2 separate regions of the Mus musculus genome follow, and region 2 is linked to region 1. A link is a loop called in an ENCODE intact Hi-C map of the cell type or tissue named here. Cell type or tissue: left cerebral cortex. All regions are shown on one strand. Links, peaks and the distances in the headings refer to the core of each region. The heading gives the core; the rest is flanking DNA.

Region 1 (5,378 bases), core at 280-5,279:
AGGCTGTAGAAGATACAGCCAGAGAGGCATCTGGCACCTGCCGGCTCCGCCTTTGATTCCTGGCTCTGCCATTTTCTAGCTGTGCAACTTGGGCAAATTAAGGTCCTCTCTGAACTTCAAGCCCTCTCCACATAGAAGATAATGATGTCTATGTCCTAGGGCCAAGTGAGAAACAGCAGGCTGTACAAGGTGTCAGACGCTGTCTGATCTCATCCTCACAGTCCATGTGGAGAAGTGGGGGGCTGAGGAACTGGGATGTGGCTCAGCAGCAGAGTACTTGCTTAGCATGGGTGAAGCCCTGGGCCCAACTCCAGCAAGGCAAAATAAAGATGAGGGGAATAATGTTTATATATACTTGCTTGTATAAACATAAATGTTGAATAAGACATGAGAAGTTGAGCCATGACAAGCAAAGTTTAGAAGAAAGAGCCAGGCAACTGGAAACTAGAAGTGTTGCTATAGTCCCCAGCGTGGAGGGAGAAGGGGAGGGGACAATCCCCAGTGTCCTCTGGTGTACTTTGAGTACTTAACCATGTAAATAAACATTACATAAGTGAGAGACACAAGGCTTGAGTAAAACGTTCTCATGCAGAGCTGCTCTTTATATTTGAGGGGAACTACTAAGGTGCTATCTGGAATTCTCCATGTCCTCTTTATGCTCAAGACGTCAGGCCCAGAAGAACCAGGAACCAACTCTGGACAGTAACCTCCAACCACTGACTATGAGGTGGCAGCCTCATCAGAACCTGGAGCTCACCACAAGGATACGCCTGGGACGTAAGACTTCAGACCTGCTCTCACCCTTCCTAGTGTCTGCATCTGATCTCAGGTAGCCTGCAGAATCTCCTACACATACAGAGATGCTGAGACTCCAGGCCAGCAGCTGCCACCGGGGGTGGCTCTGAGTCAAAATGGCCTGGTGTGGCTGAGCTGCACTTGGGGCTTCATCACAGACCCTGGATTACTCTGGTCTATGGGAACTTGGTACAGACAGAGTCAATGACCTGTGATTGGCTGAGCACTATCTATCTGGCTGCGATTCCCACCATCCCTGTTGGTCCCACATTGAAACAACTTTCAGCTGTCCTTTCCCTATCAAGTACTCTTACATTTTTAATTTTTTTCAATATAGGCAAGTGATACTCAAACTTCTGTCTTAAGCTCTTTTTTCATACTGATTTTGCCCAGGCTAGCCTCAAACTCACAACAATCCTATTGTGGCAACCTCTCAGGTGTTAGGATTATAGGCTTGTAGCACCGTGCCCATCTTTACTGAGGATCTGCAAATTGTTCACGAGGGCTATCAATACTTACCATACCAAAAATTAGGAGACATTCTTTCTTTTAGCATAAAGACAACAATGCCATTCCATTAACCAACATGGCACATAACCTCCAGAAAATTCCACTGAGAGAAAGTGAGGTGAAACAGACTGACAGCAGCTGTTATTAAAATTATCTGAACTCTTGGGAAAATACTTCAGAAACATGGCTGGCAAGGAATGTCCTCAGCCTTAACGATGTCCATATGGCCTTACCCATGCCTAGGCCCCCACTGACACTTAGGTCCAACCTTGTCTTAAAGGGGTGAGAGTACTCTGGGTCTAAAGGCAGAATCAGTGGAGAATCCCCCACTCATCTAGCCCACCCCACCCACAGCACAATCTGAGGCTCTGACATGCAGTGCATGAGCCCCTGCCAGGTGCCTTAGGAACCTAAGATTCAGCCCAAATGTGCTCAGCTTGCAAGAGGCAGTGCTGGGGTGCTGGACCAGATACCTTAATGCTGCAGCTGAGGAGGTAAGTCCTGACCATAGTCACCAAGTTCCAGCAGTCCTTCCTGTGCACAGATAGAATGGCATGGCATCTAGCACTCCCTGCCTGACACCGGCTCACTCACAGGGACCCTCATGCTCACTCTCCTGGAACCAGCATTTAATCTTGAAGTCTGCAAAGCTGGGATCTGAACCCAGGCACTCTAGCTCCTGAGCTCCACTGCCTGTAACAGGGATTCCAACAGCTGTCTCCATCTGTCTCTAGGACAGACCCTGGGGCAAATTTATATTGGCTTAAGAAGATAGCCAGACCACAGCTGGTGGAACAATCTTCAGAGGGGATGAAAGATGGGTTGTTGATAGCTGCATTTGGGGCTCAGGGATGGTGTGTGGGTGAGGGGCAGAGAAGCCTAGCAAGTTCAGGAGGGAGCAGTCTCCAGCCCCATTTGTCCTAGGCCTGCTAGGCCAGACTACTCACCACCGCTAGAGGCTGGTGCCACCTGCTGCCTTGCTGGAGAACTGCATCTTGGCTGGCCCAGCCTGGAGACTGGTTGAGCCCAGAGGTACTACTGCCTCAGGACCTGGCTAACCCAAACCTACCTTCAGTGACTCAGTTCCTGGGTGACCTGTGAGGGAACATGGCCCTTTCTCTGGATAAAGATAGGCTGTCTGTGTATCTGTCCCTAGGCTCAGCACAGATTTAGTGCTACTGGTTGTAAACAAGTTTTTGTGGGTGAAGTGAGTTATGCTGGCTCAATGTGAGTCCTTGTCCATACCCTCACTCTTGGAACAGACACAGAAGCAAGGGGGCTTTTTAATGCTTAGGCTGGACAAACAGAGGGCTAGAATCTCCACAGAGATGCCCTGACCAGATGCACAACCAGAAGGGCAAAAGCAAAATGCTGCACGGCTCTTTTTGACCGGAATTCACAAGGCATTTGCCAAGGGTTCTTTTGTAAGAATTCACAGGGCCTCTTCTGGTGGACACAGACCTCAGGTCCAGGGTGGGGCAAAAGTGCAGGCCAACTGCTCTTGTGTGGGTATACGAACTCAACATGTGAAAACTGAAAGAGTTTGAGGCTCTAGCCCACTGAATGGCTGTGAGTTCTGGTCCCTGCCACACCTCCCCAGGCCAACTGTTTTTCTTGGAGGGAGCAGGGAGTCCAGGTGAAGGCTAATTAATATGTATGACCTGTGACTCCCACATGATCACCTGCTACCCCTCCTTTCTCAAACCTAAGGTGAGACAAAGCCCTGACCCAGTCCCCTTGGAGATATGTAAATGGCCAGCGATAAGAAACTTGCAGGCCCAGATGTCACAAGGCCAGGCTTAGCTTTCTTTGCCTTCAGCTTCCTCTTGGTGTGCCTCAAAAGCCTATAAGGTATTTATAAGCAACTAAATGTTGAACGAAAAAAACCACCTTCCTCAGTCTTGGTGGCTGAGGTGACATTGTACAGTTTGTTTGGTTCCTTAAGGGGACAAAAGCTTCTAATGATTCCTGCAGCTGACACAGCCTGGGCACCCCACTGAGTCAGGAGCCTGGAGGACAGTCGCCATAGCTGGCTCAAGGTCACACAGTGGCCAGTTGGCAGCTAGGCTGGGCCTGAGCCAGGTCCTTAGGCCTCAACCCCCACCCCCACTCCAAACCCAGAATCATCTGGTAGTGGGGTAGGGGGCTAGTCTCTGCCCTGGGGCCTTACTGGGCACAGAGGAGTCGTTCTTTCTGCTCACAATTCCTACTGTTTGCCCCGTGCCAGGCTCCAGCCCTGCTGACGAGGACAATCTGGTGCCAGAATTTGACAATCTGTGTGCCTTCTGGAGGGAGGTGGCCACCAGGGACCCAGTTCCGAGAGGGTGGACATAAAATCACAGCAAGCTGCCCAGGGTCCTTTAGAATACACCCTTGGTGGCTGATCAATATTTAGCTGACAGACACCCCAGAATGCTTTTCATACTTGTTCTGGGGAGGGGCGCACACACTCTCCTCTGTACACAGTTCCAGGGTAGAGTTCCTGACCATAATCTGTACTTCCTAGCAAGCACTGGGGCAAGAGACATGCACATTAACACAGAAAGCCCCAGAAGGACGGAGACAGGAGCTAAGAACTCCAGAAGACTAAGGAACCTCAGTTATTGATCCGTGAAAACAGCCTGAATTGACTAAGTGCCTGAGGGGTATAGGGGGCAGGGCTGGGGTCTCAAGGTACATTCTTCACCATAGCATTTTAGAGTCTCTGGGTATTTAACAGTAAAACAGGTACCACTGTGATGTCTACAGTACAATGCCAAGTCAATCCCAGCACTACAAGCTAATTGCACATTGTAGGGAGGGCTGTGCATGGCTGAATGGGATCCCAGATGCTAGCTTTTCCCTGACTTTCTTCTCAAAACCTTGGGCTCTCTGCACTGGAGGAACTGCCTTTTGCCATACAACCCAAGAAACCCACTGAGGACCAGTAGTCAAGCCTGTAACACATAGGTCCCCGTGGGTGTGCCTCTGAAATGCTGGATGGGGCTGGGTACAGTTTCCATATCTGTGAGACCGGTTGCTCTTCCACACTTTGTAAGGTAGGAGAAGAGGTGGTAGTGAGGTGCCTGGTCTTCAGACCTTCCTCCCCTCTTATGGAGATGAAATGAAGGCTGTTTTGTTTTGTCTTGTTTTGTTTTCTCAGCAGGCTATGTCCTATCAGCCCAGGAACTGACCACCAATCCAAAGGGGGCTCCAGGGCCAGACTCCCTCCCAGTCCAGAGCACACATTTGAGAAGAGGGTCTAGTGGGTAGAAATCTTGTGCCATGTTCAAGCTCTGGCAGGCAGGTAGATGCTGAAGGCTGGAGCTTGGGAGTCATCATCTCCCAGCCTCCTAAACACCTAGATAAACAGAACCTGGGATGGGATATTTCAGTTTCTAGATAACACCCAGAGCTGGGTGGGGCGTTGCTTTTCCTTACCTGGGTCCGGTGCTGGGTGGGACCTCTTGCTGAGAGGTGGCCACAGTAGCCTCTATGTCCCTGCAGCTGAGCCTTTCCAGCCCTCTTCCCTGTCAGAAGCCAGCACCGGTCATAAACCCTGAGCCCCTGCTTAATCCACCGGTGCCAGAGTCAGCTCTGGCTGGACATGTGACCTGAGGCCCCAGGACCTGTTTGGCAGGAGCAGCAGCTGGTGGGGTGGGGCGGGGAAGGGAAGTGTCTGCCCTTTGGTTGCTTCTGGCCATTTTCCCCTGCAAGGCCCTATCACCCAGAGCCTGCTGCTGATTCTGGGACCACAGGAATGGGAGAGACACAGGCTGGGACTGAGTACAGCCTAAGATTGCCTCGTTCAGAGATGCTGAGCTGCCTAGGAGGTATCTGCCAGGGGATCTTACTGCACACAAATCTGTTTCCTGTGGGGTTGAGTCCTACTGTGAAAGGTGGATTGTGGGTAGGACTGGATTCCTCAAATGTGTGAGAGTTCACCAAGAAAGATGAGGATGGGAATTGGAGAAAAAGGAGGAACTGAAACCATAAAATCCCTCCCAAGTCCTCATCAGAAGAGATGGAGGGGTTGCTGAGAGGGATCGATGACCTCAGAAAGGAATAGAACCAGAATTACCCAAATTCAAATT
Region 2 (5,378 bases), core at 205-5,204, 76 kb before region 1:
TTGATACAAAGCTACAGTTATTTAGAAAGAGGGAACCTCAATCGAGAAAATATCCCACCAAGATTTGCCTGTGGTGCATTTTCTTGATTGATGGTTGATGTGGGAGGGCCCAGCTCAATGTAGGTGGGGCCAACTGTTGGCTGGTGGTCCTGGGTGCTTATAAGAAAGCAGGTTGAGCAAGCCAGTAAGCGAGCAACAGAAATACAACTAAGAGAGAAATTGGTACCAGCTCATGGGATATTGCTGTGACAGACCTATGTTTTCTTGGAGCATAAGCCTGGCGTGTGAGGTTTCAGATGGAAGTTTGAAAGTTTTTCAAAGACTGTCATGTGATTTTCGTTTTGTTGTGTTTTTATTAAAAATTTGAAGTTCTGATTGTCCGGGGCTGAAGAATCCACAATGATTAACAAGAGGCCAATAGAACTAAAGTGAAATTTTGTTTTACTGAAACAATTGATGCTGACCGTTGGGTCTAAAGAACCTGCTGTGGGTTCTTTAGACCCAATGAGACCAGAATCCCTGAGGATCATGTGTCTGGGTGTATTTACTCAGAGTCAGCATACACAAGCTGTGGTCCAGAGGGGGCAAAGGCACACCTGATGTGTGAGAATTTCCCAGGTGATGCTGGTCCTAAAGCCACGAAAGGCCATGCATGGAGAGCAGCTGAGGCTTGGCACCAGGAGAGGCTGAGAGAGGCCACAGGTGAGTGTGCAGCCTCCGTAGCACTGACAACCCTGAACTGGAGGGGTCTTAGAGGCTGAGGCTTGGCATCATGGGGCAGGGTCAGAGTCACTGAAGAGAGCCCAGAAGAGCTTACTGGTGAAGGTAAAGCCAAGTTGTAGCAGAGATGCAAGTGTTTTGAGATAATAGTACCATAGAACAACTGCCAAGGACAGCGGCAGCTTTGGAGCCGAGCAGCCTGCACTTCTGAGACAAGCTGTACATACTGAGGTAAGCCCTTTGGAGCCTAGAGATTGTGAGTCCCTCCATCTGACACTGAGTTTTACAATGTTAGATTTTGGTTTAGCTTTGCTATGATTGTGTCTGCCTGGCTTTCCCCTCTTGGTGTAAGAAAGTTATTTTACAGAATCCCACAGTTAAGAGACTTTGGGATTATGGTGAGACATTGAACTTTTAAAGATATTTTGGATATTTTAGAGAGCTTTGGATATTTTAAAGAGACTGGGTGTTTAAAGGGTTTGAATTTTTAAAGGCTGTGAGTCTTTTAAAGGATGGGATGTTTTATACATCATTATGATAGTAATGTTAAAATGCCTTGGTGGGGACAAATGGTAAAGAAAAGGTTCTGGTTGAATGGTTATGTGTTTGTGTGTCGAGTTGACAATGGGTTAATTATGCTGTCTAGTATATTGTGCCAGCTTGACACTTTGGGAAAGGGAACTTTAGTTGAGAAGATGCCCCCATCCAATTGACCTGTGAGCAAGCCTGTGGTACATCTTGGCCGATGATGTGTGTGGGTCCAGATTACTGTGAGTGGAGCTACCCCAGTACCTGTGGTCCTAGACGGTACACAAAAGCAGACTGAGCAAGCCACAAGGAGCAAGCCAGAAAGCAGTATTCCTCCATGGTCTCCATATCAGTTCCTGTCTTTAGATTCCTGCCTTGAGTCCTGCCCTGGCTTCCCTGGATGAGCTACAAGCGATAAATTGAAGTAAGCTAATCCCCTTCCTCCTTCAGGTTGCTTTTGGTTGGTGTTTTGCCACAGTAGTAGAAACCCTAAGACAGTCATCTCATTTGGTCTCCGTTCACTTTTTCCTGTCGTGTTAGTTATTTCTGTTGCGCGATAAAGATACCATGACCGAGGCAATTTACAGAAGAGTTTATTTGGGTTTAGGTTTATGGATCCAGACAGTTAGAGCCCATAATGGTGGGGAAAACATGGCAGCAGGCAGTAGGCATGACAGCTGGAGCAGAAAGCTGACAGCCTAGACCAGCAGGAACCACAGAACTTCCCAAAGCTTGTAACTCTTTGTTATTATGTTTCTTGTTGGTTGGGATATAATGTACATACCATAAAACTTGCAGTCTTGACAGTTAAGAGGTCCCTTCCCTGGCTGTAGGCCATCAACATTTTACAATCACTTTTACACCTCTGCCACCTCTCCACTACTCCCATTGCCCACACATCTACCATCACCATCCCTTCCCTCCATCCACCGCCACCATCTCTCCATCATCTACAATGGCTTACCCACTCCACCCTCTGCCCTCATCCTTGTACAACCCTAGTGGCTCCTGTCCATGTTCAGAATTTTTTCATGTGTAATCTTTATTTAAAGTGTTGGCTTAGCTTCCTGGAGATACCTTTAAAATAGAGGCTTCCTTGGTTGCTATGCACCTCCCAGGAAGCTCTGTGTGTGCTGTGGGCCTGGCTGTCTCAGGAACCTGTTGCTTTTCACTTTGAGGTCGCAACTGTTGCCTTTGGTGTCTGCAAAGGCTTCTTTCAGGGTTCTCTGCTGACATTTATTTCTCATTTAACCCTGCTCGAGCTTCTCATGGCTTGTGCCAAGTCAGCCCGTATTCTATCTCAGATCCTTGTATGATGCTGCTGTGCTGATGGTGTTTTTGTGAATTTTTTGCTTGCAGTTCTCTGAGCTTCTGGGCTCTGTGGATTTATGCTGTGTGGGCTTTGATAAACACTTGTACACCCTTGCAATGAAATACTAAACACACAAACAAGTGAGTGTTTACAGCTCCACAGCAAGGGGGACACGGCCAAGAGAGAGAACACACGCCATGAATTTATTTACATACAACATAAACATGCAAATGGCTATACTACTGATAGGAGGCTCACCGAAGTCTGGAGACAGGACAGACAGGCTCGTCACAGGCACAAGAGTCTCTGGTGGAAAAGGGGGAGTTTTCTTTCCTGAAGGTGGTGGTTTGTGAGTGAGCACATCAACCATTTTAAGTCTGGAACTGAACCATTGCCCACTGGCATTCTGAGCAGGAGTTTGCACAGCAAGCCAGCAGGGGGAGCTTTTCTTGCTGCTGTGGCTGGTGGGCCTTGTCCAAAGGCTGGCCTCTGTCACTGAGGATGGCCCTGTAGTCTGTCTGGTAAGTACCAGCTGGTCCAAGCAAGGGATAACAGTGAAACTTGAAGGTACAGAGGTTTCATCTTTAGTATTGAAGTCTTTGAATCTATTTGTGTATGAGTGTACATATGTGAGAGCTATTTCCTCTTCTCGTCTCTTCTCCCCTCCCTTCCCCTCCCCTGTACCTGTGTGGATGTACAGGTATGATTCATGTTTGCATACATGCACACATGTATATGTGTCTGAAGTAGAGGCATGGTGGCCTGGCAGGACCTTACAGTGATGCCATGATTTTTGAAGGTGGCCACTGCATTACTGGATACCTACATGGCCCTAAATTTATATCTTCATTGGGAATTTGCACTATAAACCATGTGATTTTGTGTCTTGTTTTTGAGGCCACTTTTTACATCATTAGACACCAAGATGAAACTACTGCCCCTACCCCATCTTTGCCTGTGTGAGAGTGCCCTTGTATTTGTTTATGAAGCCTTTCTATGGGCTGTCTTATGTGTGCCTCAGAATAGGGGCAGAGCTGGCAGAGTTTGGCTCTCTGATCCATTATAGACTGAATGCAGTTCCAATCCAAACCTGTCATGATTTCATGGAAAGCTGGGTGGCCACTCCAACTCTTGACTTAAGGGTATTCCTCAAACAGGTCCTTGGCAAAGGAGACTCCCATCCAAACCTGTTGAATCCTGCTGGAACATGGCATAGAAATGAATGCATGCTGCATGCACACATGTATGTAGAGAGGTCAAAGGCCAAACTTAGGTGTCATTTCTTAAGTATTATTGACTTTTTTTGGTTTTGTTTTTCGAAAAAAACTCTCTCACAGTCCAGGAACTCACCAAATAATCTAGCCTGCTGAGTCCCAGTCCAGGGACCTATGTCTCAGCTTCCTCGGCACATATCGGCACACATGCCCAAGCCTAGCTTCTCCCCCCCTCCCCCCACCGGATTCCAGCTATTGAACTCATGCCCTCATGCTTATACAAAAAGCACTTTCCTGGGTGAGCATCTCCTGAATCCAGGCACTCAGCGTTCAATGTCACTGAGTTGGAAGTCTTGATCTGAATTACTATGGCACATTATAACATGCAAGCCACTCTTACACTATTTGCCTTTTGATGAGACTTGAGCATGTTTCTACTTAGACATAGTAGCTTGGTTGCTGTTTTGAGCTGCACGTCTACTCTACTCTGGTGTCTTACAGTGTATCCTGGTTTCTGGAGCCTGAAAGATATGTGGGAGGGGATCTATTTAAGAATTTGGTTTATGATGCTGGGGACCTACAACATCCCATGGTGTGCTGTGTGCCAACTAGATACCCAGAACAGCTGTAAATCACATGCCTGAGACCATGGGGAGCCTGGGGTGTGACCTGTAGTCCTGAGCCAAAGATTGGAGGTATCTCTGGAATAAAGTCCAGAATTCCAGATGCAAGAATCTTGAGTGAGTCTGAGGACAAGAGATGTGTGTTCCACCTGAAGCCAGACCAGGCCTCTTGCTCTGTGTGGGCTCTGCTCCATCCAGGATGTCCATGGATTGCTGATAGCCCCTTGTCAGGGTAAGACAGATCTGCTGCAGACGGTCACCAGGTCAGATGTTGGTTTCTTCTTGAGAACCCTCTCTTGGGCTACCCCAAAAAAAATGAACCCAATTTCCTCAGCTCAGTGAAGCCCACACCCCAATCATCATCACAGGAGTTGTGTGAGTGTGCTGGCTGCTCATAGGACCCTCACTCTGTTTCTTTACCTCCCAGTGCCAGTCTGTCTTCATCAGTGATGTGCTCTCTGTATTTGGTGGTCCTGTTTAGTCGATGTCCTCTTTATCTGCCAAGGTCAATGACTTTATAGCTTCTCTTGGTGAGGGAATCTTGATCCATTCTTGCAGTCTGTTGAGATGAGCCCTCAGGACAATGGTTTTCCCTCAGCTTTGTGTCACCATTCTACCTGTTCCATGGCTCTCCTTCAGGGACTCCAGTTACAGACTACTAGGCATTCCGATGTCTCCCTGTGCTCTGATCTCAGACTCCACCCTTCAGTTTCACTCTCTTGGATCCTTTCAGGGTTTTGTTGCTGTTATTTTTGTTTTCTTTTTTATTAGATATTTTCTTTACTTACATTTCAAATGCTGTCCCCTTTCCTGGTTTTCCCTCCAGAAACCCCCTATCCCATCCCCACCCCAGCTTCTACAGGGTGCTCCCCAACCCACCTACCTACCCTGGTTGGCTCCCTGTCCTGGTTTAGCCCTTCTTCCCTTGGTGATTAGAGTTGCATTGTTCCTGAGGTGACTGCATTTTTTTCCTTCAGTTCT

What was found. Peaks named below come from ENCODE experiments on the same cell type or tissue, not always from the same donor. Only the 100,000 strongest peaks of a DNase experiment are listed, where the experiment ranks them.
Region 2: it touches region 1 in a loop (4-fold over the local background); 30 of 42 quality-filtered maps call a loop at or near these places.

The regions. Positions count from the first base shown.
Region 1 is chr6:90,726,577-90,731,954 of GRCm38, forward strand. All of the region lies in intron 1 of Iqsec1 (IQ motif and Sec7 domain 1), which reads right to left. Among named protein-coding and RNA genes, the nearest start is that of Iqsec1, 81 kb to the right of the region's middle. In left cerebral cortex, for the core only: a CTCF peak has its summit at 2,275 (motif pointing left); DNase peaks (open chromatin) are centred at 2,282 and 3,592; H3K27ac peaks cover 1,507 bases.
Region 2 is chr6:90,650,925-90,656,302 of GRCm38, forward strand. No RefSeq gene overlaps it. Among named protein-coding and RNA genes, the nearest start is that of Slc41a3, 49 kb to the left of the region's middle. In left cerebral cortex, for the core only: a CTCF peak has its summit at 2,991 (motif pointing right); DNase peaks (open chromatin) are centred at 3,024, 4,362 and 4,561.